2 separate regions of the Homo sapiens genome follow, and region 2 is linked to region 1. Evidence: read pairs that join two places in POLR2A ChIA-PET (ENCODE). Cell type or tissue: B cell. All regions are shown on one strand. Links, peaks and the distances in the headings refer to the core of each region. The heading gives the core; the rest is flanking DNA. Region 1 has its middle 110 kb from the start of SIRPA. Region 2 has its middle 43 kb from the start of SIRPA.

Region 1 (11,580 bases), core at 2,510-7,509:
GGAGGTGTTCAATCTTTTTGACTATCACCCACACTTAGTAATATACTTTATATTGCCACCTAGTGAGTGCACACACGCGCACACACACACACAAACACGGACGCGCACACACACACACCCCGAAAGTTTCAGTGGACAGTTCTTGCCTTTCCTATGTGGGATAAACTCACATAATTCCTCTTCTTTTCTCTTTCCTCGCCTCACCTCCCCTTCTATCTTCTAACTTTTCCCTTCTCCTCCTTTCCTTCTTTTCTTTCCTCTCTCTTCTATCTTTTCCGTTAAAAAAAATTGCTAGTTTAGGTCCGCTAAATCGATTTCATGCCCCATGAAGGCATTGTGACCTATGGTTTGAAAATCACTTATCTAGTCGAATTAGACTCCTTGTCCAGCATCTCTAACTGGAGTTCTATACTTATACTTCCCTGATGAAAGGAAGTTCCCCCAAAAGATAAACAGTTTTGTTACTGGACAGCATTTATTGTTAGAAAGTTCTTCCTTCTCTTAAGCAGAAATGAGCCTCTTATAACTTCCTTATTGGTCTTAGTTGTTCCTATCTAGCTTGCTGGTCTCTCTGTAAGTTATCAAGCAAATCACCTCATCTCATTGAGTTTTCTTTTCTTCTCCTCTTCCTACAGATGTGCCCCACCTAAGTGCTGACAGCCTAAAAGTCCACCATTAAAGCCATTCTTCGGGTTTAAGGCATTGATCTTCACCATCATCTCCCATTATTATATCTGCTTGCTCTCATGGAGACAGGGGTCACTGGGGCCAGTCCACCTGTAGTGGCTGAAGTCTTCATCTCCTGCAGCAGAGAAGTTTGTTGGGACTATGTAAAATATCAAAAGAGGGTTTCTTTAACCCTTAAATCTCTTTTGCTTGTTTTCTTTCCTCAATGGCTTGGATCTTCCCAGTGAGATGCTCAGTGGGGTTAGCAAATAGCATTTTGGAAATCACAACCAATATTGAAGGGTGAAATGGTATGTTAGCCTTTAACACCTTAGTCTAAATTTTCCCCTGCCAGTCTCTTCCATCACTCTAAGATCAGCCAGGAGAGGGGAATTCTAATGCTAGCCCTCTATAGGGTCTCCTCAGGCAAGAGGCAGTAACCAGCCTTCACTCCAAGGTAAGTGTCAGATTCCTAGGACTGAAAGATTCCCTTGGCCCTATACATCCAAACTCTCTCTTCATTCATTCATCGAACAAGTATTTGTTGAGCATCTTCTGTGTGCTACACCTTGTGCTAGGTGTTGCGGATACCATGGAGACCAAGAGAGTCCCCATTCCTGGCCTCCACGGTGCACGCAGTCTAGCAGTAGTGACAATCACCAATGGTAAGAAGGTGCTCTGCTAAGGTCAGGAGTTGAGGGAGCTTGGAGCAGGGTCTCAGCTCACTGTGTGCTGGAGTCAAGGGAAGGCCTCCTGGGGGCGGACATTTGAGCTGAGACCTGAAGGACAAGGAGCATATGGCTGAGTAGTTCATCTCTCCCTGGCTTCCCTCCTTCTCCCCAGCCCCCAATCCAGGCAGCATCAATGCCCCCATCAAGTCATCTTCCTGAACTCATCTGGGTCACTAGCTTAAATCAGCAGTTCTCAAGTTTTAACTCAGTCAGAATGCTGTTTTGTTTAGTTTGTTTAACTGCAGATTTTAGGACCTCTGTAGGATTCTACATCTGGGGTAGGACTGTGTCTGCATGTCAGTCCATGGCTCATATCTTCGGAAATCCTGGTCTATATCAGAATTCCACGGTTTTGGTATTTGCCCTTGACTATTTGTTCAGCTTCTGAAGGAAAGAGGAAAAGGAAGTTCAGGAATGCCAAGGTTGTCTTTCTGGGATTGCAGAGTCTGGGGAGGCATTGGGAGGGTGGCGTTGGTGACAGCAGGGACTGGGGAGTCCTCAGAGGGGTCCAGCAAGGGCCCTCAGTCCTGGCACCCAACAACCTGAGGGACCTCCCAACAGCCAAATCGTGCTCCTGCCTCACCTCACAGCAGTAGACCAACGGCACATGGTAGCACTGGCCACATAATTAGCAGAGCATGTCCCAGAATAATTAAACGTTTCAAAACAGTAACAGCAGAGCAGTAAATCAAGTGCGGGTTCCTCTCAGAGTGGGGCCCTGTGCAATGCAGGGATCAGATAGCCAGCAGGCTCAGCAGTGGGGTGAGTGGAGCCCCGGCCCAGACTAAAACTCCTGGGTACAGGAAATGAAACCAAGCCTGTGAATATTCAAAGAAGAAGGATCCTTAGAGATCACCTGGCTCAGTTCCCTTCATGTCCAGTTGTAGAACCCAAAGCCCAGAGAGATGGCCCAAGCTGACCCTGCAAATTGGTGGCAGAGCCAGATCAGAATCCCAGCCCTGGGACTCTCCTTCCCCCTCTCCCTCTCCCCCAATCTCTTCTTTCCTGAGGTGGTCTCATCCTATGCAATGTCCATGTGGAAACCATCCACATGTTGACAGCTTGCAAATATCTATCCCCCATCTCCATCACCTATCTCTCCCCCAGCTCCAGAGTCCTGTGTCCAGCCATCCCTAACTGCAGTGGCCTCTTGCTTCCTCTTCTCCCCTGCTTCCTTCCTTACCCACCTCCAGCCTGTCCCTCCTCCAACACACACATACACACAGCCACCAGAGTGTGAGTTTCCAATCTGTGACCTGGATCCTGCTCCGGTACTGCTCTCTGCCCAAGGCACTGCACACAGATTACACTCTAACCTCATCAGCACAGCCTCCAAGATCAAGTCCTGCAGTTTCTCCCATGACCATCTGTTCCCTCACTCTGCTCCCACCACAGTGACCTTGCTGTGGCTCACATATGCCCAGCTCATGCCTGCCCTGCAAGTGTATTCCTCTCTCTGGAACATTCTTCTCCTAGAACTCCCTATGACTTCCACTTCCTTCATTCAGGTCTCAGCTCATAGGCCCCTCCCCAGAGAAGGCTTCCTGTGCACACGGTCCAAAATATACGCAGCTACTGTCTATCCCCTGACTTCTTTTTCTTCATACCAGTTAACCTCCCTGGAATTATACTGCCTAGGTATTCCTTTATTTTTACTATCTTGCTCACTGCTCACTTGCTCAGTGCCCCAAATGATGCCTGCCACATAATTGACACTCTATAAAGAATTGCAGGAATAAGTAAATCAATAACGAAACACATTTATTTAACACATGCATGTTCAGGGGCTATTCAGTGTTAGGGGCTGTGTGAGGCACTGAGGTCTCAGACATGGAGCAAGTGGACAAGGAAGGGTTCCTGTCCTCAAGGAGGCTGATCATCGTCTTGGGGAGACACGGACTTGTGTTCGCAGGAGGCTCAGAGTGACATGTGCAGCTTGTCAAGGGTAAGTCTAAGAAGATGGGGTGAGGGTAAAAGATCCATGGGTCCTTGCAGCAAGGAGTTGGATTTTAGGGTCATTGATGTCCTTTTTTTTTTTTTTTTTTTGAGACAGAGTCTCTCTCTGTCCCCAGGCTGGAGTGCACTGGCGCGATCTCAGCTCACTGCAACCTTTGCCTCCTGGGTTCAAGCGATTCTCTTGCCTCAGCCTCCTGAGTAACTAGGATTACAGGCGCATGCCTCCGCGCACAGCTAATTTTTGTATTTTTAGTAGAGACAGGGTTTCTCCATGTTGGTCAGGCTGGTCTCGAACTCCTGACCTCATGATCCGCCTTCCTTGGCCTCCCAAAATGCTGGGATTACAGGCATGAGCCACTGCACCTGGCCCAGTGTCCCTTTTCTGAAGAGCTAGCAACTCTCTGTCCTCTCTGGGCCCTCAGCCTGTTAGGCCAGCACAGGGGCCCATATTCATGATGAGGGCTCTTGGGTCCCCAGCTCCTATAAAAGGTTGTGCTTATAGAGTACGTGACAGCCAGTTCTTGCCGGTGCTAGAATAAGGAAGGAGACTGACGTGACTCTACTCAGAGGAAGCCAAGCCTTACCCAGTGGACGCATGGCCCAGCCTGGGCTAGCCCTGTGGGTACTTTGGCATTCCTCAGGCCACTCCTTGGAGAACCTCATCTTCTCCACTTCCCCTTCAGCCTTCCAGCCCCACAAGGCAGGCTGCCCATGGCTGCCCACCCACTGCAGCTTAGCCCTAGTGTTGCCAGTCTTCTCCTTCTGTGTAGATGGTGTGATTAAGCTGGAGGGCTGAGACAGGAGCCCTGAAGGAAGCCCACTTCCTCCAGGAAGGCTTCTCTGCTTTCTCAGTGGGATTGCTTCCTTCTGTCCCTTGCCCTGTAGCACATACCTTCCTCTTAGTCTGTTTATCCATGGATCCACCCATCCATCCACCCATCCATCCATCCACCCACCCATCCATCCATCCAACAAACATTCATCCGGCACTTATTTACACTAGTGACCAAGGACATGGTCCCTGTCCTCCAGAGCCTACAGTCTAATAAGGGAAAGAGTTATTATGCAACTAGTTTCAAGTTAACAGTTTAATTATAACTGTGATAAATGCTCTGCAAGAGAAGTATTTGAACCCACAGGGAGACATTAGGGTAGAAAAGACTTCCCTGATGAAGAATGTTTCACCCAAGACCTCACTGTCGACTATGGTAGCCAGTAGCCACACGTGACTATTGAGTGTCTGAAATGTGGCTAGTGTCACCAAGGAACTGAGGGTAGATGAATAATTTTACCAAACTTTATAAAGTAACTATTCTGTGTCAGGCCCTGCCCAGTCCAAACTAGTCTGGTTGAAAATGCCAACATTACATCTAGTTCAGCGTCCACTTCCTTCTCTCACCCCAGCCCACTGCTGCCTCCAAGTCCCTGCTGAGGGATCTGGAAGGGATGGAGGTGAAGCATTCTTTTGTCCCTCCTCCTTTCCCTGAATTGGGTCTGTCTATCATCTGGTGTGTTAGGGCCTGGGAAGGGAGATGGAAAAAGAGGGACTTCTTTTACCCAGCAATGCTCTGTTCACTATGGCTGGACTCTGGAAGCCAGCTGCCTCCTAGGGCACAGGTGTGGATTCCTAGGAGGATCCTGAATGTGTGCATGTGTGCATGCATGTGCACGTGTGTGTGCCCATGTGTGTATGCTGTGGGGGTACACAGTCTGCTGCACAGTCTCTTTTATGCATGATCTGATCCAGGTTCACAGCTCCCCGCTGGAGTCCATGCTGCAGTCTCTTACTCCTAGGCCCTCTTGCCAGTGGTCATCTCTCTTGAGTGGGATGCTCTAAGGTCGGCTCCCCCCTTTCAATGAGGGTCTCTCCATGGACCTCACCCCCTTGCCACTCTGCATGGAGGAAGCTTGAGCTGCTGCCCTGCCACCCCGTCACTCTACCCTGCTGTCTCTTTTCAGTTCCTTTTTCTCCTGCTCAGGGCAACATCAAGGTGGATCAGCAAATCCACTGTTGCTTCAGGAGACACCTGGAAAAAGAAAAGCCAGCCTCCTCCTCCTGCAGGCACGTAATATCTAGGAGTCATTTTGGGGTGCCTTGCTTGGCTGAGTAGTGGTGGGGGGTTGTGAGGTCAGGGGAGTTTCCATAACAGCCTCACCCAGGCTAGAAAACTCCTCTCTAGCCTCTCCCTCCACTTTAGCTGAGCGTACAGACCCCAAAGAGATGGGATGGCTGGGGAGCAGGCTGGGCTTGGCTGCTTTGTAATCAGTCTTGAGAACATACCTGGCCCCAAAGGTTCATTTGTTATTAGCGAGTATCTATTCTGTGCCCAGCACTGTGTGGCTGCTGGTTACAGCCATGAACAAAAAGCAGTAGTCTTCAGGGCAAATCATTTGTTTTTCATGAGGGAAATGGATAAAAACGAGTAATATACATCAGGGCTAACCATTGGAAAGCCCAGTAACGTAGGGTAAGGAAATGGAGAGAGACCAAAGGGAGAGGTTGTTTTCATAGGGAGGTCAGGGAAACTGGTGGCTGTGTTTCAAACTCATGTTTCCCCAACGTGGAGCCTAGTAGACAGTTCTGGGCCATGGGAAATCCGTGCCACCATTGTCCAAGCCCAGTTAAGCTGTGAGGCAAGGGTTGGGTTTCAAAGTCTAGGGTCTTTCTTGGTTGCACGTGGTTGTGTATGTCAAGGCTCACTTCTCAACCCTCTGGGCCCATATCTGATCCATTCTGCATTCCCAGAAGCCGTGTCTGGGCCTGGGACAGGGCAGGCTCTTGATGCTGCTTGTTCAGCATGGAGGAGCCTCCAGGACAAGGGACATCAAGGCTCAGCCTATCAGAGGCCAGCTCTGTGGCTTGAAGCTTGAGGCAGAGCTCAGCCGCTTTCTGGTTTTGCTCATGGGGAATCAGGGACAGTCGGAACCCATTAAAAGGCTCCAGATGCCTCCCTGGTTAGACACCTCAGGCCTGAAGGTTTGCAGCTTGGAAGGAGGCCGTGGCCACAGTGACCACTTCCCTCACTGTGGCTCAGGCCTCTGTTCCAGGCATGGCAGAGAATGGGGTGGGGTAGGCAGCTGGGAAGTATAAGGCCTGCTCCAGGCTGTCAGAGGCTGGTCAGTGGCTCCTGGGCTCTTTCAGGGCCTTATCCAGTGGTTGCCACCAGGAACAGACCAGGAGCACTGTGAGTCTCTCACCATGGCTACCACACCTGGGCGGGCCCTGGGCTCCCTCCTGCCCACCCTTCTGCTGGGACTCACAGGTGAGTCCTGATTCCTGCCCAGAGAGACCCTCAGGGCAGGCAAGGAGACCCCCAGGAATGACCAAATCCAGCCACTGTGTCTTTCTGAAGGAAGACTGAGGCTCAGAGGAGGTGACTGAGCTGTTTTCCTGCCAGTCAGGTGCTGTTTTGCATCTTTTCTTCAATGTAGACCTTGCGGACAAAGGGAGCTGGTGGGAGCTTGGGGGTCAGAAGAGGAAGTGACCTAAGGGTGAGGGGCTCGGGGGAGGTCAGGGGGTAAAAGAGGAGCCCACCTCCCAGTTTTCCCGATGTCAGCTCTAGTCTGGGTGGCTACCTGTTCTGGGTCAGAGAGGGTGTAAGGGTGGAAAAGACAGAGCGAGAGAAAGAAAGAGAGAGAGAGAAAAAAAAGAGAGAGAGAGAAGTCGCCAGAGTGATGGAGCCTCCGGCATTGGAGGCATGGAAGAGTCCTGGACCCAAAGTCAGACAGGCCTTCTTACCCTCCCTCTTTAGTCACTGATAGGCTGTGTGACCTTGAGCAAGTCACGAGACCTTTCTGAATCTCTGTTTCCTTTTCTGGAAAGTGAGGACAATAATACCAGCCTCCCACAGCTGAGATGTGGAAGAAAAGAAGCACACATGGCTGAAAATGTTTTCTGAACCACACGGTGCTGTGTGCAGGGTGGGTGATGAGGGCAGAGCACAGTCCAGAAGGTACCAGAGCTGTGTGCTAAGAGGACAAGTTCCTATGGCCTCCTGCGCTGCCCTCTGCCTGTCATCCTGCTTGTCATTGGTTGTTTATTTGCCTTTCACCCCCATCTGACCAGATGCTTCTCAAGGGTGGGGGTCCTGTCTGACTCATCTCTGTGGTCTCAGCACCCAGCTCTTGACCTGGTGCAGAGCAGGGGCTTAGGGAATGCTGTGAAGACTTGGGGAGTTTCTTGCTCCAGAGCTCTGCAAGGCTGTCCTTAGAAGGAGGGGTGAGTCTCATCCTGCAGTTTTCCTGGGAAAATTCTGGGAGACAGATCCCAGGTTATATCCCAGAAGCAGGAAATATTTTGTCATAGTCCTAGCTGGGTGTGAGGGTGAATGGAGCTGCTTCTCATGGAGACAGCTCCCTGTCACTGCAGGTAAGCAAGCAGACAACGGGGGTCTAGTGAAGTGTTGATGGGAGGCACCCGAGTAGGGGGGCCAACCATCCCTGTTGGGGTGATTCTTGACTTTACACTCAAGTCCTTATAAACTTACATCCACAATGGAAATCCTGATTCATCACCATTCCCTTCCTATCCCAACTTGGTCCTTCTCCAGATCTTCCCAGCTCAAAAAGTAGAGCTACCACCCACACAGCTGCTCTAGAGAAAACCTGGGAATTGTTGATCCAGAATTCATTCTGTCCCTCACCCCCCATCCCGCCCATCACTGAGTCCTGTGGGCTGTATCTTCCAAATGTGTCTCGAGCCTCCTTTTCTCACCACCCTAGTCCAGGCTACCATCACCTTGGCCTGGAGGTCTGTACCAGCTTCCCCACTGGTCTCCCTGCTTCCATTCCTGCCACGCTCCTTCCCATTCTCCACACAACAACCCCAGTTATCCTCTAAAAAATGTACATCAGACCACTTTGCCCCTCTGTTAAAGTCTCTGCTGGTTTCCCATCACTCTCAGAATAGAATCAAGATCATCACCATGGTCCCCAGGCTCTTCTCACTCTGGACCTCTTTGCCATGACACTAGGGTCCCCTACAGACTTCTCAGTTTCTCAAGCCCACCAAGCCCTTCCTGCCTGAGGTCCTTCTCTCCTGCTGTCCCCGCTGTCTGGAATGTCCTTCCTCTGTCCCTTCCCATTGCTGGCTCCTATTCATTCCTGAGTTTCAGCTCAATGATGTCACCTCCTCAAGTAATTCTTCCCCAGCTGCCCTTCTAGAATAAGTCCTCCCTGTATTCTCCATCTATGCAGTCTTTGGGTTTCCTTGATGGCACTGGGATCAGTCATAATCACATTTGCATTTGCTTGTTTTCTTATGATCAAATGCCGATATGCTGCCTGAAGACAGAATCAGACACAGCATATAGTAGGCCCCCAGGGCCTGACACAGCTCTGGTGCCACTGGTGCCTGTGGGGTGTGTCCCACTCTCAGTGTACAATCACAATTGCTCTTTCCTTAGCTGGACAGCCCTTCATCTCTCTGACTGGTCCATCTCACAGGACAAGCCCTGGAGACTCAGTGCCTTTCAACTGTACTGCTGTCCCCTTCAACTCCCAGGACTTCTCCCGGGACTTCAATGTTACGTGGTTGAAGGACAGTGATGAACATCCAGCCTCAGCTCAGCGCCTGGTGCCTGACAATGGAGGCAATGACTTCATCACCAGCAAGGCATGGGTGACACTGACCCGACAGGATGTCTCATCTGAGATCACCTGCGAAGTCACCCACAGGGCCCTGGCAGAGCCCCTGAAAACAACCATGAATCTCTCCCAAGTGCTCTGAGGTGAATGGGCAGTCAGGTGGGGTGGACATTAACCCTGGAAGCATCCAGCTTTCAGGGTTTTTGCCCAAAGCCTCATTTCATAAATGGGGAAATGAAATTCCTCATGGATTTCTGATCATGTGTATTGTGGTTATAAGCGCAGGTTCCAGGGGCTCGCTGTCTGGGTTTTAATCCTAGCTGTGCCACTTTACAACTTGTGGGATCTTGTGAGTTACTTGACTATTTAATACCAGTTTCTTTATATAACAGGAAAAAAATGAGGACCTACTTCATAGCTGTCCTGTGAAGATTAAATGAATTATTCCTTATAAAACACACATAACAGTGCCTGGCATGCAGTGACTTACTTACGAATGTTTGATCTTGTTATTATCTGGTCCCAGACTCCCTTTCTAAACATCTTTGTTCTATTAATGTCATTGTTACAGTTTTTTTTTTAAATGTTTATTATTCATTTAATAATAATGAATATCCACTGTATGCCAGACCCTGTGCTCAGTGCTGGGGATGCAGCAACGAGCAAAATAAAGTCCCTGTCGTCATGGGCATCACCTTTTACTAATTCTTAAAATTATATTTTCTGATATGAAATATTTCAAAAATACAGAATATAGCAGACACCCAGGTACCCTTACCCATATTTAATGAATATTAACATTTAGCCCTATTTGCTTTACATTACGCATACAAGAAAAAAATATTTCTTTAAAAAAAGGCGAGAGACCTTGAGGCTGTTCCCTGGGAGAGGGAAGCATGGGTGGCCACAGGCAGGGGCTGATTTCACCAGGTCTTACTTCCTATTCCTCTGTCTAGTTGTCCCCACCCTGAAGATCACCACTGAAACCTCTGGGACCCATGTACATGTGCAAGACAGAGTGAATCTCACCTGCCACGTCCTCCACTTCTATCCCGCCCACCTGCGACTCACCTGGATGGAGAACAGGAGCATGATCCAGACCCTGGTGTCCCCTCGTCCCCTCAGGCCACCAGAAATCCAGATGGGACATACTCTCTGGAGCACACGTGGCAGGCAGAGGCCACGCTGGAGGAGCGTGAGTTTGCTTGCTGGGTGGTCCACGATGAGCAGCCCCCACTCAAGGCCAACGTCACCCTGCAAGCCCAGGTGCGCAGGCAGGGGAAAGGTGGGTACAGCCTCTGGCCCAGCCCCTCTGGACATCCCCTGTGGGCAGCACGGCTGGGGAGGGTCAGAGACTCAGGGCGGCATTGGATGATGGTGAAGGAAGGAAGGATACCCGCAGCTGGTGATACAACTCTCACACATTCGCCCCCAGACTCCACTTCTCACGCCTTCCTCCACACCCTCCCCAAGAAGAAAGGGTGGGACTCCCCTTCCCTAATTCCATGCATTCTTGATGTTGAAAGTTCTCCACCTTAACACTTGACTGCAAGAAATGGCAGAGGTTAAGGACTGCTGAGCACCAAAGTGCCTTCTAGAAAGGCTATTAATCAAGACTGGCACAGTTGAAAGTTTCTGGATGGCAACTTTAAACAGAGGCCAGAATTCTGAATTCAGCTGGAAAAGAGGGTCCATGCACGGCCTTACGTAGGGTCAGGGCAGGCCCTTACACGGGGTCAGGACAGACCCTTACATGGGGTCAGGACAGGCCCTTACACGGGGTCAAACAGATCCTCCTCCTCCTTTCCCTTTCCTTTTCCCCCTCACTTTCCTTCTCCTTCCATCCTTCTCTTTTTCCTTGTCCTCTTCACTTTCTCTCTTTTTTGAGTATTTTTATATTATCTTATTATTATTTTTTTAACTTTGGTTTTAGGTCTGGGCCCATGTGCAGGTTTTTACATAGGTAAACTGTGTTGGGGGCAGTTTGGTGTACAGCCTCTGTTATTTTTTGACTTTTTAATAATAGCCATTCTGGCTGGTGTGGGATGGTATCTCATTGTGGTTTTAATTTGCATTTCTTTAATGATTAGCGATGAACATTCTTTCACATGCTTGTTTACCGCGGGTGTGTCTTCTTTTGAAAAGTAGCTGTTCACATCCTTCGCCCACTTTTTAATGGTGTTATTTTTTTACTTGTTAGTTTATTTAAGTTCCTTATAGATTGTGGATCTTCGACCTTTGTCGGATGCGCGCTTTGCGAATATTTTCTCCCATTTTGTGGGTCGTCTGTTGGCCGTGCTGATCGTTTCTCTGGCCCGCCTTGCCGCCTGGAATCTCTGCCTCCGTCTCTCGCTCACTCTTTGCGGCCTCAAACCGTTTTCTCCACAAGAGGGAGCTGTCGGCCGGCAGTTCAGACCCAGAGAGCGCGGGCGGCGCTCCTTCCGCCCGGCTGGGATGAGCTCGGGAGAATGAACTACCGGCCCAGAGGCTGGGATGAGCTCGGGAGAATGAACTACCGGCCCAGAGGCTGGGATGAGCTCGGGAGAATGAACTACCGGCCCAGAGGCTGGGATGAGCTCGGGAGAATGAATTACTGGCCCAGAGTGGGCCGGCTGGGCGGTGGGGGCGCTCAGTGTCCGAG
Region 2 (11,580 bases), core at 2,433-7,432, 70 kb before region 1:
GTACATATAAATATATATCCGTCTTATGATTGTTGTTATTATTATTATGACTATGGTTACTAAGATAAGACTTTGATGTTGGTGAAAACAGTAAGGCCTCAAATGCCTGGGGGTGGTCCCAGCTTTGTCCCAACCTGCTGTGTAACTTCAGATGAGCCCCTATCTGGGCCAGTGTCCCCTTTGTACGATGAGAGTCTGGATCCTGATGGTTGGGTCTTACAGGCCTTCCCGGAGAGGACTCAGATGGAATCCTCCTATCAGACACTCACAGGCAGAGTGTCCTGTGATCACATCTTCCCGGAAAATGGGTCTTATCACAGGAAGAGCAGAGTCCAGGAGCAGGGGAAATTTTGGCAAGTTTGGGGGCTCTCCCAGGATTGCTGATCCCAGGCTTGGTGTCTGGAGCTGGGCCAGGGCTGATCAAGCTTTTCTGTGTGGGGAGGTGGAGGCTCTGGGCTGCCCCCACCCCCAACCTGCAGCCTCATCCTGCCCCCGTTCTGCTAGGCTTAGCTCTGGTTCCTGCTACCCTTCTTTCCTTTCTCTAAGTATTACTTCCTCTTGATGATTTCCCAGCAAAAGCTGGTTTCCCTCCTCCAAAACCAGCTTCCTGCAGTGGGAGGTCCTGCACCAGGGAGGGGCATTAAGGAGGCTCTCTGGGTCCCTCTGTGGCAATGTCGAGAGGGGCAGTGGAGTTCGCACTGGGACTGTGACCTTGTTGTGGTTGGTTGTTTTTCTGGGAAGGCGGCAGAGGAGCCCCTCTGCTCTCCAGAGGGAACTTGGCTCTTAACTGGTTGGTAACCTTAGCAGGCCTCTCTAGGCCTCAGTTTCCCCATCTGTGAAATGTGGCACTGAATGCATAGTTTTGAGAGGCCCGAGCAGATTGGATTTTGACAGCAAGGACGCAGCCACTGAGGTGCAGTCGCCTGTGGTGGCATCGGGCCATGGCAGTGTTTTTGCAGGCTATTGCAGGAGGGGGTCAGATTTCACAGGGCTCCAGTGCTCCCAGCCCCTGACTTCTTCAGGTCAGTCAGCTTTTCTTTGTTTTATTTGTTGTAACATCAGTATCCACTGAAGTTTCGAATGGAAGACAGGACTCCAAAGTTAATATAAAATGTTTGAAAGTAATAGCTAACACTTTATAGACTTACCATGTGCCAGGCACTCTTCTAAGTGTTCCACACATATTACTTTATGTAATCTTACAGTAATGCAGTCAGGTAGGTACTATTATTAGTTCTATTTTAAAGGTAAGGAAATTGAACAAAGAGAAGTCTAGTAACTTGCCCAAAGTCACTCAGAAAAGTAAGAGGGATTTGAATTCAGGCAGTCTGGCTCTTAACAAGTATTTGTTTGTTTTTTTCCAAAAAGTCACTGATGTAGCTCATCCTCTTTGCCTCCCATCTGGTGTTGGAATCCCTACTACAACATTCCACCAAATGTACTGCCTGGTCTCAGCTTGCACACCTGCAGGGATGGGGAGCTTGCTACCTCCCTGGGGATCTGTGGCCAGCTGTACCAGTTTTAAAACTCTCCCCCAAATTTATGAATTCCTTAATAAATCTTCAAGGCTCCACATGGTTTCCTGGGAAACAGAGCAGCTTGCTCAGCCCCCAGGGACCTGTTATGGTCTGAATTCCAGATGGAGAAATCTAGAAGGAGCCAACAAACCTCACATTTTGTGAACATGAGAGAGGGCACAGGGTGGACACCAGAGTGGAGGCTCTGCGTGTCTGCTCTGGAGTCATTTTTCTGCCTGAGCCTCAGTCTCATCTTCTGTGAAATGGCATTTACCAAGACCACCTTCTTCATACGGTTGCTGTGAGGATTAAAAGAGATAATCCACACGCAGTGCCTGGCACTTAGGTAGCATTAAAAATAGTTAACTAGTATCTTGGTATCATTTTTATCATCATCATCATTATCACCTATGAAGTCTCTGTTCTCACTCTGGAATTTAGGAATGACTTGGTCAGTGGCTTGACCATAGAATGAATAAGGCCAGCAGCTTGATCCCTGGATCCAAATAGTCCTCTTTGGCATATGGAGAAATTGAATCTCAGAGAAGGCTGGGGACTTGCTTAAGGCTTCCCAGCTAGTCAGTGGCAGAAAAAAATAGAGTTCCGTGGAGCAAAGGGAGAGGTGACTGGTTAATTCCACTAGATCCTCTTGGAAATAAATGTGAGATCAAAGGTCAGAAGCAGGACCACTGGGAGGTTGGGGCCAGCTCCTTGACACTCAAGCTTCTGGGAGGAGCACAGTGTGGGTATTAGAATGGTCAGGTGCTCAGATTCACACATCCATACATGTTGCCTGACTAGGAGTTTTTATGTTACATCTGGGTGTGATCCTGTTGCAGGGATGTAGCTTGGATTGGGCAATAGTCATAAACTTTTTGGAATTTGTTTGGGTGGCTTTGGAACACCAGGGGCAGGGCACCTCAATATACCTGAGTGATTCAGTAGAGAAAGCAGAGGTTCAGGAAGCACATATAGGCTTGAATCCCAGCTGCTCCACTGACTTGCTATGTAAGTGACCACTTCGAGGCTCAGTGTCATCATCTAGAAGATAAAGACGGAGTTGTTGGAAGGATTAAATGTGATGAGGGCAGCTGAGTAGCTACAGAAGTTGCCAACCCAGAATCTGTCTTAACCATATTTAAAAATTTGGAGAATTGAAAACCAAATCCAGATTGCCTCTTTCTTTCCAAAATTCAGAAAGATCCTGCCACCTTAAACTGCTTTTTCAGGAGCCCAAGTTGGGCATCTCTGGCCCCCTAGAGCTGCACTCTCTGACCTGTCAACCTGACACCTGCAGATGGGTCAGAGGTCAGCTTCTCCACCTTCCTAGCTCGACAAGTCTGTCCCAGGCCACGGAGGCAGCTGCCCCCGCTCCAGGAGCAAAGATCACTGGGAGAGGAAAATTCCCCATCCCTGGAGGTGTTTGCTCAGGGCCGCTACAGGATGAATATTTCCTTTCATAATGTTGCTAATCATTTTCCCCTCCAGGCAGGAGCGGAGGCTCTCCTGAGCTCCTCGCAGCTGTGGTGCCTTGTGGGCTCTTAATCAATGTTACATGGTAATTAATAATAGATTCTCCTGCTCCAGCTCCATCACTCCTGGCCTCCCACTCTCTCTGACAAGCTGGCATCTTCCTGGCCAGATGAGGCCGAAATCAAAGGCCTGAAATTAGAGCTGAAAATTTGTCCTCCAATTGCTTGTGGGAAGGAATCAGGATAGCTCAAACCCCTGGCAGGTCTGGCGCTGGCTGAAGTTCTCATTTTACCCTCTGATCCCATGGGTGCTCAGCCTTGCTTTATGGATGGGGCATCAGGCTTGGGGACGTTCGCCCATTTGTCCCAGTGGTTCTCACACTCTAGCGTGCATTGGTATGATTCAGTAGATCTGCAATGGGAACCAAGAATCAGCATTTCTAAGAAGTTCCCAAGTGCTGCTGCTGCTGCTGGTCCTGGGGCTACACTTCCAGAACCACTGATTTCTCTCATCCTTTTCCAAGGGCAATTCACCTGGTGCCAGGCACTGGGAATATGGCGAAGAATAAGGCAGATGTAGTGCCTGCCCTCTTGTTGGGTGGAATTGACCTGGGCATCACATGGTGGGTAGGCAAGTAGGTTTTAGAATCAGACATGCTTGATTCAAGTCCTGACTCTGCTAGCGATGCTCTCTGATCTGGGCAGCACCTGCCTTCCCAGTGCCTTCGTCCCTGCAGCTGTCTAATGGGGATAATTACGTTCTCTGCTTCAGATGATTGATGTGAAGATCAAATGAGGAAAGGAATGTACAAATATATGCTCAGGGCTGGGGGCCTGGCTCATGCCTGTAATCTCAGCATGTTGGCTGTCCAAGGCAGGAGGATTGCTTGAGACCAGGAGTTCGGGACCAGCCTGGACAACATGGTGAGACCCTGTCTCTAAAAAAAAATAAAAAATTAAAACATTAGCTGCACATGGTGGCGTGTGCCTGTAGTCCCAGTTACTTGGAGGCTGAGGTGGGAGAATCACTTGAACCCAAGACAAAGGCTGCAATGAGCTATGATTATGCCACTGCTCTCCAGCCTGGGGAACAGAGTGAGACCCTGTCTCATAAAAAAAAGTGCTCAGAAACGTTAGTTATAAAGAGTGATGTATCATTAATAACTATGTTATTATTGTTGCTGGGTCATTGTCCAAGATTGTGTAACTAGGCTCTGGGGAAGTTGAAATTCACTTATTTATTCATTAATTCATTTGACACATATGTCTTGAACAACCAAGTATGTACCAGGTGTTGGAAACACAGAGCTGAGCCCAAAAGTTAACTCTCTACCCTCATGGAGTGGACTTTCTTGTCAATAAGCGAATACATATGTAGTAAGTCGAGGGGTGTCAAGCACGACGATGCGAAACCAAGCAGGGCGGGGATAGAGATGTTGGAGCTGGGAGAGGTGAGCAGGTGATGCTCTTTTAGGTAGAGTAGTCAGCTGAGGCCCCTCTGATAAGGTAACCTTTTAGCAGAGAGCTGACTGGGGAATTATAGTGAGCCAGTAGGTGTCTGCAGGGGGCGTGTTCCAGGCCCAATGAGTGTAAAGGCCAGGTGGGGACCAAAGTCTGTCTGGGACTTACAAGCATTCCACCTGGATGTCTAACATTGCATCCAGGAGTTCCAGACCTTCATGCTTTGTGGTCCCGACAACCTATACATCTCTTCTCTCCTCCACACTGAGGACTGACCCTAGATCCCACCAGAGGCACCATATGCACTTGTATCCCAGGGTTGCGTAGCCTGGTCATCAGATACCACTGGCTTTGGAGTTGGCTGGTCCTGCTGTGACGTTGCATAGGCCACTTCCCACTCTGAGCTCCACTTGACTTGCCTTCAAACAGTGGGTGATAATATTACCTTCATCACAAGCGGTGATGAGTGGTAGACGAGCTCCAGGCCATGAAAATGCTTTGCAAGTGGGACACTTAGTAGGTGCTCAATGAATGGGGTCATCACTATGCCCTCCTCTCACTGCTTCCTTCCCTCCTCAGTGAGACCCAGGATCCAGGTGGGAGCTCAGACCTGGAATTCTTGCTTAGCCAGAGAGTGTGTCCTATTTGCATCGATTTGCATAAGGCAGGGAATGGTGTGTACCTCTTTTTGCCTTTAGTTCCTGCAAGCTCACATCACCATTTAACAATAGGGTGTTGATCTTCCCCTTTCCCTACCATTCATTTTGCCTCTTGAAAGAATTTCAAGCTGTTAATCAAATATGCTGGAGTTGGAAGCTGTTTTTATTTTGGCCTGGTGCAGAATGGGGTCACCAGCTCTGGGCAGTCCTTGATTACCTGCTTTACTGGAGGAGAGACAACAGCAATGATCTCACAAATTGGAGGGTCCTGGAAGCTTTTAAAAGAAGAGCCAGTTTTATTTTTTATGCTTACAAAAGTAGAACATATAGGTAAAATGGAAAATATATAACAGCAGGAAAAATTCCCCAACAAATTACCCATAATAACGGTAACCAAGCATAATCACTATTAACATGTTACTGTCTTTATTTCATGGTTGATTTTTCCCTCATGCAATTTTTCTATAATTGAGATTATACATAATATATATAATGCTACAGCCGGCTTTTCCCCTGTGCTATAATATTATAAACTTGCAAACATCATTTTTTATGATCATGTAATATTCCACTGAACAGATAGTTTTAAAATCCTTCCTCTGTTATAGGACATTTAGATTTGTCCAGTTTTTTTGGTGGGGCTGGGGCAGGATGAGGAGGATATTGTAAATGTAACTGTCATGAAAATTATGTTCCTGGCTTTTTCTCTGCTTATTATGGGTTATTTTATCAGAAGAGAGCTCAGAAGTAAGATTACTAGGATATAAGAAGAGTGAGATGAGCTTAAGACTGTGGATAGATTTCGCTGCATCTCAATCAGTATCTGAATTCAAGAATGTACTTTTGAGTTGGCATTGTCATAGCTTCCTCTATAAACCTCAAAGCAACATGGGACACTCTGCCATGGGATTTGTTGGGCTCCCAGCCTGACGCTCCATGACTCCTGGTGCCCCTCTCACACAGGGAACACTCAACTCTTTGCTGGGGTGGATGCAAAGCTTGGACAATCTGCTTTCTTATAACATCTTTGGGCAGAACTTGTTTATGAAAGTATCTGGAATTCAAGGATACTCAAGCTGTGTCTTCAAGGCTGTGTCTCAAGGCTCTCACAAGTCCTATTTTACAAAAAATGACTTGGCTTTGGTCAGTTAGTAATGAATGTCTTTGGCTCAAACAAATATGTATTTCCAATCCAATTTTTCATAATAAGATGTCAAGAGATAGCATTCCAGACTATGCACAGCTGCCCAACAATGTTGTCTAGCCTTTGGGCTCTATTTTTCTGTTCTGCAGTCTCTGGGACTGTGGCATTTATTCTTGCAGTTTTTGCCTCTTGGTCCCACGATGGCTGCCACACCTCCAGGTATCAAATCCTCATTCCAGGTATGAAGAAGAAGGAAAGGTGAAGGAGCAAAGGAATATGCCATCTAAGTCTATTTTTTGCACCAGAAGACAAAAGCTTTTCTAGAAGCCCCACCCAGGAGATGCTTGCATCTCATTAGCTAGAACCAAGTCCTATGGCCATCTCTGAACCAATCGTTGGTGAAGAGAAATAAGGTTACCATGATCTTTGGACCAATCAAGATTCACCCCCAGAGTTCATGTTAGGGGCCTACCCTCTTTGAGATCAGTGGCTCACCAGTGCTGTGGACACAAATCAGTTTCCTTAGCAAAGAATGGGATGGGATAGCTGAGATTACTGGGATATGTGTTACTAGAAGGAAGACATTGTCATAGGCTTTGTGGAAGATGTTATGATTTCATCCCAGGGGTAAGCTCTCATTGGCTGATGCCCATTTATTTCTCTTGCCCAGTGATTGGCTCAGAGATAAGTACATGGTCTAAATACAGCAAGGACATCCAGTCTGTAATGAAAAGAGAAGGCTCCTCTTCTTTGTGCAGTGGGGTACTTGAATATGATGCCCAGAACTGCTGCAGCTATTTTGTTCTTATGGGGTAAACCAGGCTGAGGATGAAGCTTACGAGTGTACAGAAGGGGGGATAGAGACACAAGGGAAGCCTCAAGAGATGGAGCCGAGGCCTTGATTGAACTCTACCTGAGGCCCTTATGTTTTCTAGACTTTCAGTCTCAAAAGCTAATGTACTCTTCCGGTTGCATAAACCAGCTTGACTGAGGTTTCTGATGCAAGTTAAAGCATGATAACTGACAGAGATGCAAACAGGAACTTTGAGAAAAAGAGTTATGTGGTTAAATAAGTTTGAAGAACTGGATTAAGCAAAGTTTGACAAACTTTTTTTTTTTTGCTTCCCTTAGATTCTTCTATATGCAAATGTGTAATGTGAAGCTTCAAGAGGGGGAGATTTCATGTAGCATTTCCAGAATGTATTGTCCCCAGAATTGTTTTATCGTGGGACAGGACATCATTGGGAAATGCTGACAAGCCTAGCCCCTACCCTATAAACCTTGAATTTTTGACTTGAGATTAGACATATGGTTAATGTAGACGGAGTTAGGAGGCAAGTCTAAAGGGAAGGCAAAGGTTTCAGTTCCTGGAACATCTCCGCAGTGGTCTCTGCGTTTCCTCCCGAGGGACACATTGCATCTACTAGACAGGAAAGAATGCTAATTGCAATTAGACACAAAGGAAATTCCAGGAAGCTCCAAGTAGCCTAGAGAGCCTCAGCTGGGTGACAGGTTAAAACTGATTTTTTCATCCCCAGTTGCCTACATGCAACACACACACACACACACACACACACACACACACACACACACGCACACACACACCACACTCCCTTCACCTTTAGTCCATGGCTTCCTGGAGGGCAGGGTTAAGTGTCTTATTCATCTCTTTCTCCAGGACAACACAGAGGGCCTGGCACTGAGTAGGTGCTTATAAATCCAGCCCTGACACTTGGGAGACATCTGGGAAGAATGTCACTGACAACTTGGCCCTATTGCCACATTTCACAGATGTGAAAACTGAGGTCCCGAGAGAAGGCATCTGCCCAAGCTACAGGGAAAGCCAGAGGCAGAGCCATTCAGGACGAGAACCTGATAACCAACCCCATCCTCCTTCCCCACCTCCCCACCCCCTACCCCACCCCGCCAACCCGGCTGCCACCGCCTCCTGCCTTTCCTACACCCCCTCCCGCCTTTCCTACACCCCCTCCCAGCCTCCTGGTCAGGAGTTCGAGACCAGCCTAGCCAACATGGCGAAATCCTGTCTCTACTAAAAAAATAAAATAAAAAATTAGCTAGGCGTGGTAGTGGGCGCCTATAATCTCAGCTACTCAGGAGGCTTTCTAATTATTTTATTATTTTATATTTATTTATTTATTTATTTATTTATTTATTTTGAGATGGAGTCTTGCTCTGTCGCCCAGGCTGGAGTGCAGTGGCACAATCTCTGCTCACTGCAACCTCTGCCTCCCAGGTTCAAGCAATTCTCCTGCCTCAGCCTCCTGAGTAGCTGGGATTACAGGTGCCCGCCACCATGCCTAGCTAATTTTTTATTTTATTTTTTTTAGTAAAGACAGAGTTTTGTCATGTTGGCTAGGCTGGTCTCGAACTCCTGACCTCAGGCAATCCTTCCGCTTTGGCCTCCCAAGTGCTGGCATTACAGGTGTGAGCCACTGCACCCGACCTCTTTTTGATTACCATGAGCTCTAGAATGCTGCATTCCTGAGGCCATATCCGGGCTCAGGGGGGAAGAACACCCTGATCGTTTAGTGATGTCTGCCATGGACAATGGGAGCAGGGCATGCCTGCCAATGTGTTGTCATTATCCTTGTAATATAGTGCAGCTGAATAAGGAGGGAGAGCAGAGGGAGCTGTGGGAGCCAGCAGGGAGCCTAGCCTGGGGTGAGTTCCAGCCATCTGGAGAAGACGGCAGTGACCCTGGAGGTGACAGAGAAGTGGGAGTTTGCCAGGTAGAGAAGGGCAGGAAGAGGATTCCATGCTAGAGCAACCTGGAGGAGCAACTGTGCAAAGTTCTGCAGGGGTGCTTTAGGTACAGCTTCTTACAGCTGGCAAGTACTGTGGTGGTGGGGTGGGGGGACAAGAAGGCCATGAAGAGTGGGACCAGATCACACAGGGCCTTGAAGGCCACTATTAATGTTCTAGATGTTATCCCAGGCCAGGGGGAGCTATGGTGGAGTTTTAAGCACTCGCTGAGTGACATTGTCACCCTCTTCAGAATGGCCCATTCCTGCTCTTAGTGGGGTGGATGGGAAAGGGTTGGATGGATGCAGGGGTACCAGCAGGAGCCCATGACAGCCGTCAGGTGGAGGGCAGGAGCCAGATGGGGCAGTGCTGTGGACAAGTGGCGGCAGGAATCAGGCATCTGAGTCGAGGTGTCTTGAGGAGGTTGCCCGCCTCCCCTCTCATGAATGTTTAGGAAGTGAGATGAGGGCACCTGGGGCTGCAGGGACCAGATTCTCCAGATGAATCTGCTGCCTCTGAGTAAACCAACAACTAGAACCTTACAGCTGTGGAGCTGGGGGCTGCTCAGAGCAACCTTGAGCCTGCAGCTGCCCTGGGCTGCCTGGAGGGTGAGGAGCCTACAGGGCTGGGCTCTGGGGAGATGGACCTTGGCCACCAGCTACCCAACAAGTGCAGCAAGATTCCCCTGGCAGGTGGGGCCAGGTGAGCAGCTTCACTCCTGCTTGTCTGGGTTGGGGCTCCTTGAAAAAAGTTTGTGGGAGCCTGGCTAGCCCTAATAACAGCAACACATATAAAAACAATAAGAGCTCTCCTGACATCAGCATAGCCATCATAATGCACCCCAAATCTAAAAGCTGCCATCATCTCTATGGCTACCACCTTCATCCCAGGTGCCATATCTCACCTGGATCGTCACCACAGACTCTCCACTGGCTTCCCTGCTTCCACCCTGGGCCCCTCCAGTCCATTCTCCAGGTAGCAGCCAGAGGAATCCTGTTAAAACAGAAGTCAGGTCATGTGGCTCTTTTGAAGGAAATCCTCCAAAGGCCTCCATCTCACAGCTGAAGCCAAAATCCCTACATGATAATCTGCTTCCCTCCTGGGGTGGTGGGGGGCCACCTCCCATTTACCTTCCTCTCTGACCTTGTTTTCCATCATTCAAGATCATTCCTCTCTGGCCACCTCAGCCTCTGGGCTTTCCCTGGGGCATAACTGTCTGTGAACATTTATGCCCCAGGACCTTTGCACCAGCTGTTCATTTTGCCTGGAATGCTCTTCCCCCAAATATTTGCCTGGTTCCTCTATTACCTCCCTTGGGTCTTTGCTCAAATGTCACCTTCTTATTGAGGCCTTCCCTGACCTACCGCCTTATTTAAAATTGCATCCCCTGAATCTACTCTTCTTGGCCTGCTCCCGTGCTTTTTCTCCATAGGACACATCACCACCTGATATGGTTTGGGTGTGTCCCCACCCAAATCTCATCGTGAACTGTAGCTCCCATAATTTCCATGTGTCATGGGAGGGACCCAGTAGGAGGTAACTGAATCATGGAGGTTGGTCTTTCCTGTGCTGTTCTCATGATGGTGATAAGTCTCATGAGATCTGATGGTTTTATAAAGGGGAGTTCCCCTACACAAGATGTCTTGCCTGCGCCATGTAAGACGTGACTTTTCTCCTCATTCACCTTCTGCCATGATTGTGAGGCCTCCTCAGCCATGTGGAACTGTGAGCCAATTAAACCTCTTTTCTTTATAAATTACCCAGTCTCAGGTATGTCTTTATTAACAGCATGAGAACAGACTAATACACCATCTAATATACTATGTATGTATTTTACTTATTTAGGAGTCTGATCCTTCCCTTAGGTTGTGTGCTCCCTGAGGGCAGGGACCTTGTCCTTTTCATCACTGTTGAGATTCTAGCACTGTAAACACTGTCTGGTGCATAATAGGAGCTCAATGTACTTCTGTTAAATGGTTGAAGGAATGGTACTACTTAATCCAATGTGTCTGACACTGGCCTTCACCCTCTTAACAAATCTAAGAAAGCTACGTTGTGAATTTTCATTCTTTTCTCTTTTCAGTTTGGAGAATTTCTGTTGACCCATCACTAAGTTTCACTTTCCTCCTCTGTGTCCAGTCTGTTGCTAATCCCATCAACAGAATTCTTCCTCTTTGATATTATCTTTTTCTTGCTGGTTCCAGCACTTCCAGTCAGCTCTCTCTCTCTTTTGTTTCTCATAGTTTCCTTCTCTCTTCTGAAACTTCCCATCTGTTTATGTATGTTGTCTACCTTTTCTGCTAGATCCTTTAATCTATTTATTACCATTATTTGAAAGCCCCTGTTTCAGAGTGGATGATCATTTATTGAGTACTATATGTCAGACATTGGGATAATGGATGACTTTAACCATTTTAACAAGTTGAATTGGATGAGAAAATGGAAGTTTCATAGTAGGAAGTGACCAGGGGGTGAGGGCATTGGGATTCCAACCTCAGACTGACAGCAGAGCTTTTGTTCTGTTAGTCTGCCTTTAGCTACCAGCTCTCCCAGAGACCTGGGCT

The links. ChIA-PET counts read pairs that join two places held together with the same protein. Peaks named below come from ENCODE experiments on the same cell type or tissue, not always from the same donor. Only the 100,000 strongest peaks of a DNase experiment are listed, where the experiment ranks them.
Region 2: POLR2A ChIA-PET joins it to region 1 with 6 read pairs; 5 of 35 experiments call an interaction of 5 or more read pairs at or near these places.

What each region holds. Positions count from the first base shown.
Region 1 is chr20:1,777,164-1,788,743 of GRCh38, reverse strand. It overlaps the pseudogene LOC100289473. Among named protein-coding and RNA genes, the nearest start is that of SIRPA, 110 kb to the left of the region's middle. In B cell, for the core only: no CTCF peak of the experiment used is centred there; a DNase peak (open chromatin) is centred at 5,308; H3K27me3 peaks cover 2,688 bases.
Region 2 is chr20:1,846,652-1,858,231 of GRCh38, reverse strand. No RefSeq gene overlaps it. Among named protein-coding and RNA genes, the nearest start is that of SIRPA, 43 kb to the left of the region's middle. In B cell, for the core only: no CTCF peak of the experiment used is centred there; no DNase peak of the experiment used is centred there; H3K4me3 peaks cover 760 bases; H3K27ac peaks cover 879 bases.